Regions from separate parts of the Homo sapiens genome. Here regions 1 and 2 are each linked to region 3. Evidence: read pairs that join two places in POLR2A ChIA-PET (ENCODE). Cell type or tissue: CD4-positive, alpha-beta T cell. All regions are shown on one strand.

Evidence for each region. Peaks named below come from ENCODE experiments on the same cell type or tissue, not always from the same donor. Only the 100,000 strongest peaks of a DNase experiment are listed, where the experiment ranks them.
Region 1: POLR2A ChIA-PET joins it to region 3 with 52 read pairs; 21 of 35 experiments call an interaction of 5 or more read pairs at or near these places.
Region 2: POLR2A ChIA-PET joins it to region 3 with 10 read pairs; 3 of 35 experiments call an interaction of 5 or more read pairs at or near these places.

Annotation. Positions count from the first base shown.
Region 1 is chr10:86,584,221-86,586,720 of GRCh38, reverse strand. No RefSeq gene overlaps it. Among named protein-coding and RNA genes, the nearest start is that of WAPL-DT, 64 kb to the right of the region's middle. RefSeq lists enhancers at 1,189-1,248, 1,490-1,991. In CD4-positive, alpha-beta T cell, CTCF peaks have their summits at 887 and 1,086 (motif pointing right); a DNase peak (open chromatin) is centred at 1,090.
Region 2 is chr10:86,710,274-86,712,773 of GRCh38, reverse strand. All of the region lies in intron 9 of LDB3 (LIM domain binding 3), which reads right to left. Among named protein-coding and RNA genes, the nearest start is that of LDB3, 43 kb to the right of the region's middle. RefSeq lists enhancers at 153-202, 747-1,366, 1,367-1,986 and a silencer at 943-1,632. In CD4-positive, alpha-beta T cell, a CTCF peak has its summit at 1,532; DNase peaks (open chromatin) are centred at 1,123 and 1,493; H3K4me3 peaks cover 1,893 bases; H3K27ac peaks cover 1,197 bases.
Region 3 is chr10:86,398,547-86,401,046 of GRCh38, reverse strand. No RefSeq gene overlaps it. Among named protein-coding and RNA genes, the nearest start is that of GRID1, 33 kb to the right of the region's middle. RefSeq lists enhancers at 1-279, 1,027-1,076, 881-1,175, 1,167-1,216, 280-1,273 and silencers at 587-636, 647-876. In CD4-positive, alpha-beta T cell, CTCF peaks have their summits at 850 and 1,057 (motif pointing left); DNase peaks (open chromatin) are centred at 86, 446 and 1,016; H3K4me3 peaks cover 1,275 bases; H3K27ac peaks cover 918 bases.

The sequences.
Region 1 (2,500 bases), 190 kb before region 3:
CTGCCACTCTCCCCGCCCACTGTCCATCTCCTCTAGTGTGTAGTGGTGGCCCTATCCCCTTTTGGCACAGCTGGGGCCCCCTTTCTGTTCTCCATCTGAATCCAGGCCTGAGGCATCTCTGCTCCCTGGCATCACCCTGTAATAGACACATCCTTCCTAGGAACACAGGATCCTCTCCTCCCTTCCCCATGCCCCAGGGCTGCTCCTCTGCTCCCAGGCCAACTGCACTCCTTCTCTGGAACACAGCTCTTATCTATCTCCCAGAACAAGGAAGTTTCATCCTGTAACTAAGTCTTGCCAATCCGAGGAAAAGGCTTGAGGGTAGGAATGGTTCAGAGAAGAAAAACTAGGCCATCCTCTGAGATCAGGAGTCCTGAGGTCCCAGGAGGATCAGAGCAGCCTTGTAACAGTCTAGTGCAACTCCTTTGACTTACTAATGGGGAAACTGAGGCCCAGAAAAGGGTGGGACATGCCCACGGCCACACAGTGAGAAAGTGTCAGGCAGGACTGGGATGGAGGTCTTCTCATGCCAGACCCTATGTGCTTCACCCTGACTCCCTCTGCTAAGACCCAATCAAAGGCTGGCTGTTCCTATGCATTGCATAGATGCAGTACTTTTAAGTTTTTGCCACAGACCAGCCTGTGAGGATAAAATGGATCAGACATGCCCCTTGCCTCCAGCAGTGTTGTTCTCTAAGGAATAATAATACAAACTAGGACTGGGCGGGGTGGCTCATGCCTGTAATCCCAGAACTTTGGGAGTCCGAGGTGAGAGGATTGCTTGAGCCCAGGAGTTCAAGACCAGCCTGGGCAACATAGGGATACCTCTGTCTCTACAAAAAAAAAGGACAGGGAGAGAAACCGCATGAGCCTCAAGCAGATACCGCAATACATGGAGCCCACAAAGGCACTGGCTGTGTTTCTCTGCCATTTCAACCCCATTTGGACCTTAGTTGTGGCATGCAGGAGGGCCCTGCCAGGACGGTGACCCCTTACTCGCCTTCAACCCCTGCTGTAAGTAGCCCCCAGCAGGGTGTGGGGCAGAAGAGCCCTCCCCGGAGAGCTCAGTACTGCAATTCTGCCACTGGGTGGCACTGTGGTGCCTCAGGAGGGGGACCACGCCTAAAGGAAACTGCCCAGAGAAGGGGTGGCACGGGAAAAGCGTCACTTGGGCCCTCCTGTGCTGGGCAAGTTGCTTTCCATCTAGGGTTACAAAGAGGTACATGAAATAGGTCCTGCCTTCCAGGAGCCCACAGTGGAACAGTCACATGGACAACAAATTAATTGTTCCAATAATAGATGTAATTAGTTGCTCCAATAGAAGCACAAGAACAACCGGTTCCCGCTGAGGGGCCCGGGGAGGAGGCAGCAATTGAGTCTTGATGTTAGAGTGCTCAGCAGGCCATTCTAGTTCAGGCTGTCTCTCACAGTGCAGGCTCTCAGGGCACTGCGCACTTGGTTTGGGTGGGAGGTAGGGGTGGGGTGTGCCCAGGGAGGTTTGGCCCAGTCCATAGGACAGCGACCTGTAGGGAGCTGGGGGCTGGAAGCCTCTGTCAGCCACCTTCCCCAGCCAGCAGCAGGCTGAGCCTCTGAGGCCAGGGCCTTTGGTGTGGCTATCCTGGGTTGCTCTGTCTCCATTAAAGCACTTAGCTAAGGGACATGGAGGAGAGACACTGGTGTTAGGACAACCAGAACACTGGGAAGTCTTCCAGTGCCAAAGAAAGACAACTGGCCTCCTGTCCTCTTGCTGTGCCTTCTGGCCTCAAGTCCACATGACCTTGGCCTGGGTACGGCAGCCCTCAGGGCTCAGTGACTACATCTGTAAAAAGGGTCTTCTGTCTAAACAAATATATTGAGAAATGAAAAAGTTTAAAGGACCTCTTTTGACTGACCTGAAGGCACACCCTGTGTCCTGCAGGTGTGGGGGACACCTGGGAGAGAAGGACTCTCCTCTGCCGGCTTCAGGTTGTGGCTGGGCCCAGTGGAAAGCCAGAATACATCTCTGTCCTTGGAACACAATTCATCCTCCACAGCTTCTGTAAAATCTGATGGGCTGAGCTTTGCAGCAGGGAAGTGATTTAATACCTAGTAGATACATTTTCATTAAATTTTTGAAGATGGAGCAAAGCCTCTAGTTTTCAAATTTTCTGTGCAGAAGTTAACCCATTATGGTGTTGAAACCCACATCCGCACCGTAAAACTAAAATCTTCTTCTCAAAACAAAGCACAATATATCACCCTGTAATAGACACATCCTTCCTAGGAACACAGGATCCTCTCCTCCCTTCCCCGTGCCCCAGGGCTGCTCCTCTGCTCCCAGGGCTGCTCCTCTGCTCCCAGGCCAACTGCACTCCTTCTCTGGAACACAGCTCTTATCTATCTCCCAGAACAAGGAAGTTTCATCCTGTAACTAAGTCAATCCAACTAAGGAGATGGATTGACTGAGGTTTGCAACTAGGGGCTTCAAGCTTGCCCAGGAGATGAGCAAAGGGTTGGCCGG
Region 2 (2,500 bases), 310 kb before region 3:
TCTTAAATATATGTAGTCAAAGAAAATATATTAAAATGAATTTAACTTGCTTTCTTTTATTTTTTAAAAATGTGGCTAATAGGAAATTTCTATTGCGTGGTGCTGCCTTCACCAAAATGACTGCTTCCACATGCCAGGCCCTTTACGTGCCTTATTACTCGCTGCAATCCAAGGAGGCAGATAATATTTGCAAGTCCATTTTACAGATGAGGAACTGAGACTTGGAGAGCTTAAATGGCTGCCTCCAAGTCATCCAGCTGGTGAACTGCTTAGCCGAAACGAGCTCAGGCTGCCAGACTCAACAGCAGATGCCCGCTTAGAAACTCCCCAAGCAGCAAAACAGGCTTTAGTACGCCCCCTTTCAAGTAAACAGGGCCCTGGCCCACCTTTCCTGCCTCCCTCCAGCAATACTAACCCTATTCCCCCTGCCTGGCAGTCGCTTCCCTCCATCGGAAGGCCTTACAGACTCCCGGATCCACCTCCTTTTCTTTTCCAGCCCCCACAACACAGAGGTCTCACAGAGGCAGGCTAGAATCTGGACCCCGATTTGACGGCTTCCTTGCTTGGGGCTAACCCACCCAGAGAAGGAACCTCCCCGGCCTCGGTGGCCCGGCCCGGCAGCTCCGTTCCCCCGTCGCAACCCCGACTCCGTCGGGGGGCGAGCAGGCAGTGGCGCTTCGCAGCCCTCAGCTTCTGCATCCTTCAGCCTGGCTCGCCGTCACGCCAGGAGAGACCTGATATCCCATCTCGCAGCCCCGGGGCTGTTGCTATTTTTGCGTGACGGAATTAAGCCAGTCTAAATTAGAAGGTGATATTTCATCTCTAATTGGCAAGTTCAAAAGTCCCCTATCGCACTCGGCGGGCTCGGGGATATGTAATTAAACAAGGTGATTTCTGACTCACGCCGGGCCGGGCCCGGCTCTCCGCAAGCGCCTGGCCGCCGCCCGGCCCGCGGGCCAACGTGACCGTCCCCGGCCCGCGCGCAGGGTCTCCGCGCCGCCGCCGCCCGCCCCCTCCCGGGCCTCAGGTGTTCCGGGGAGCGGCCGCCCACCTCGGGCGCCAGCGATAAGATCCGGCCTGCGAACGCCGCCCTCGGCCCGGAGGAGGCCCCGGGGGGAGCTGCGGCTGCGGCCGCGGCGCTCCGGGTCCCGCGCGGGCTCCCCGCCCTCTCTGACGCCCGGATCCGAAGAGCCTGGAGGGAAGGGGAGCGGAGGGGGGCTCGGGACCACACGCCCCACTTCATACGGGGCCGCCTGCCAGCCGCCCCCGGACTCCGCTTGGCAGCCGGGCCTCCCGGAGAGGGAGGTGGAGGCAGGCCGACTCCAGCGCGCGCCCGCCCGGCCGCCTCTTTCCCCCTAGGCAGGAATGAGTTAATGTCTGCGCGGCCTGGGAACGGCGCGGGGGCCCGCGGCTCCGGCCCGTCTCGCTCGCCTGGGCCCCAGCCCGGGAAGGAGGAGGAAGGAGACGCAGGGCGGGCTGGCCGCGCGCCCCCGGAGCCCTGACGCCGCCTGGCGGGCTGGGCGAAGACAGCCGGAGGCCGCCCCGGAAGGTGCCAGAAGCGCCTCCCCAGGAAGAGACGGAAATGTCCTCCTTGTGCCCCGGCAAGGCCTCGCCTCCACCCGCCGCTTCTCCTCCAACTCCTCTCCAGCCTCCCCTCCCTGTGTTCCCAGTCTCTGCAGGGGCAGCCTCTTCCCACTGCTCCATCTAAGGCTTTTCACTACTGCAAAATGCCACCTCGCCCTGCGGAGTTTTCACCTCAGAACCGTCTATCCTTGCCCCTTCTCTGTAGGGACAGAGAAGGGCACCTCCCGTGTGACAGACGCTGTGCTGGGTGCTTCATTCCATCCCCAGAACACAAGGTGTCCATGAACAGCGCAGCCTGGATGGATGAGGCACTTTGCCTTCGAGAGCAGAGCAGGCCGTGGCACCGGCCTCTGTCTCGGGCAAAAGCCGCTTCGACCGCCCACACTCAGCCCTGCTGTCAGAGCGAGCTTCATGAACCAGCGCCCCGAAGCAAGGCCTGCCCTGACTCAGTGCCTGTCTCATCTCCCTGGGCTCCAGCGGCAGAGAAAACTTCCCTGGGGTTTCTCCCTGCGCCTGGATAGGACCTGCTCCCGAGTCTAGGCTCCTTATGTGCTGTTCTGTACCCCCATGGCTGCGGCCAAATCTCGCACACTGGCATGACACAGAGAAGATGGAGTCTCATTCTGTCGCCCAGGCTGGAGTGCAATGGTGCAGTCTCGGCTCACTGCAACCTCGGCCTCCCGGCGATTCTCCTGCCTCAGCCTCCCGAGTAGCTGGGATTACAGGTGGGTGCCACCACGCCCGGCTAATTTTTGAATCTTTAGTAGAGATGGGGTTTCGCCATGTTGGCCCCGGCGGTCTCAAACTCCCGACCTCAGGCGATCCTCCTGCCCCAGCCTCCCAAAGTGCTGGGATTCCAAGTGTGAGCCACCATGCCCGGTCCGGAGAAGACTTCTCTGCTCTCCTTCGCTCTCCC
Region 3 (2,500 bases):
CCCGCACCCTGGGGCGGGCGGCGCGGGGCCAGGGTTTGCGAGTGTCACCTGCTTTGGTAAGTAGGTGGGCGAGTGACGCACCGCGGCGTCGGCGCCGCCTTCCAGGCGCTCTCTCTGCCTCCAGAGGCGCCGGCACTGCGGGGCCCCAGTCATGCCCGCTGCCTCAGTCTTCCAACCCGAAAAGTGGGTGGGCGAAGGAAAGCTCGGCCGAGCTGCGTCTCCAACTCCCTGCTCTCCCCTAGGGGAGCCCACCAGCTCCAATCGCGACCTCTTCTGTCCCCAAACCACAGACCCTAGCCCGCCTCGGGGACCCGGATATGGAAGGGGCGGTGGAGAGCCCTGGCCTTGATTCTCCCTGGGTCGGGAGGGCGTTCCGGCGGCCGTGGGGCTGCAGCCCTTCCTCCCCGCCTGGAAGGTGAGGGTGTGGGAGGAGCGGGAGGGGGCGAGGCCGACACAATCCCCGTGCGACCAGCGGCGGAGCCCAGAGCCAGGTTAGGAGCGCGCTCAGGCGAGCTCGGCGGAAGGCCGAGAAGGTTCATCGGAGGCGGCGGCGAGCCGAGACCAGGAGACAGACGGGGCGGGGTGACGAGGCGGGCCCCACCCCAGGAGCGCGGGGCCACACGGACACCGGCGGGCGGTCTTCCCCGGGATGCGCTGGGATTGCAGGCCTCCAGCGGCCCCGCCCGCCGCCTCCGCCCTCCCGCTCCTGAGCTGCCAATCCAGCGGGTTCTGCCGGTCCTCGGCCGTGCGTCTGGGGTCTGGATTCCCGGCTCCACTCGCCGTGAGCGCGCGTGTCAGCCGACTCGCCCCGGACCGCATGGTGCAGCTCCCGCAGGGCCGCAGCCGCGGGTCGTCGCTGATTGCCAGCTCCGCGCCCACTGCACCGCTGCGCGGCCGCCTAGGGCTCATTGCGCGGAAGTCGGCCTGGTCCCTCCCCTGGGCTGGATGGGCCCGCTCCTCCCGAGCGGTCGTGCTCTGAGTTGAATGCGATAGAGGCTTCTGGGCGCGTCGCGGGCTAGGTCCAGGAGCTGTGATCCTCTCCGAGGTCTCAGTGTGCCCGCAGCGCCCCCTGCAGTGCGTCTCCTGCAAGGGGCCCGGAACACATTCCTGTCCCCGCCAGGCCTGGAGGCCCGAGCGCCTGCTTTTCATCCACTCTGCCCACCCGCCTCTGCGGTCGGCTGCCTTGGGCGCTGGCCTTAGCAGTTCTGAGTTTGAATTCAATCGCCAATACACAGAAAGCCACACAAATGTGAAGATTTGTGAATTATTATCAAATGAACACCTTTGTAACCACTACCCAAGCCAAGAAACAGTACTTTCCCCCAGAATACCTTACCCGTGCTCCTTCCCGATTTCACTCGACTCCCTCCTTCCCAAAGTAGCCACTCTCCTGCCTTTCATAGTAATTACTTACCCGAGTTTTTAAAAAATTGTTGTCACCCAAGTTCGCCTCTCTAGAGGCTATAAATTAGACTTGCTCATTTTGTTAATATATTTTAAGTCTCTTTAATTTGTAGTTTCTTTCTCCATCACTTTCTTTTCCTTGCAATGTATCCTTGGAAGAATCTGAAGAGATTTCTAGTCTGGATTTCACTGATTGCATTCTCCTGGTGCAGTTCAACACATCTCCCTGTTTTCTGCATTTCCTGCAAATTGACAGCTGGATCCAAAGGCTTGATCAGACTCAGGTTCAAGATTTTTGGTGAGACTCCAGGTGGTGGAGTGCTGTTTTGTCAGGAGGCACATAATGTCTGGTTGTCTCTATTTTTTGAGATCTGAGGAGAGACGATGTCCAATGCTTACATTCATTAATTCACTGGGGGATGAAAATGGTGATATACTAATTATATAATTTATTTTTCATTTATCATCTGGGTTGATTTTATAAAGAGACTCTTCTCCTCATCTGCTATTTGGTTACCCAGTGGAACCGTTCACAGAGGAAAGGCGGGTAAATGCTTGTTTCTTTGCATTTATTTATCCGTTTTCAAGATGACGAATTGCTACCCTGTCATCCTCCCAAAATGAAGAGTTAAAAAAATATACCATCACGATGCCAAGGATTTAAATGTGCTAGATGGATTTCAATACGTTGCAGTTACTGTCAGTAGTAACATACAAATTGTCCCCTCTTTGGGCAGCTGGAGCCCTTCAGGTTAATCCTTGGGTCCTTTAGATGTGACCCTAGTAGCCTTTGAACACTTCCTTGTTATCTGGAATGACAAGACATCTTACCAGTTTGGGGTGCTAGGAATCCTCTTCACTTCTTGGTTGATCTTTGTTTCTAGGTCTTTTCAATGGAGGAGCTGTAAATTACATATATGATAAAATACACTGGGAATTTATACTGATGTAACTACGTTAAGTGGAGGACTTCTTGATTACACCTGTATTTCTTTTCTTCCACACTGGGAATCCTGGTTCTTAAGGACACCAGGAATAACTGAATTAGAATCCAATTAGTCATTTGTTTTATTTCAATTTATATACTTACAGGTTC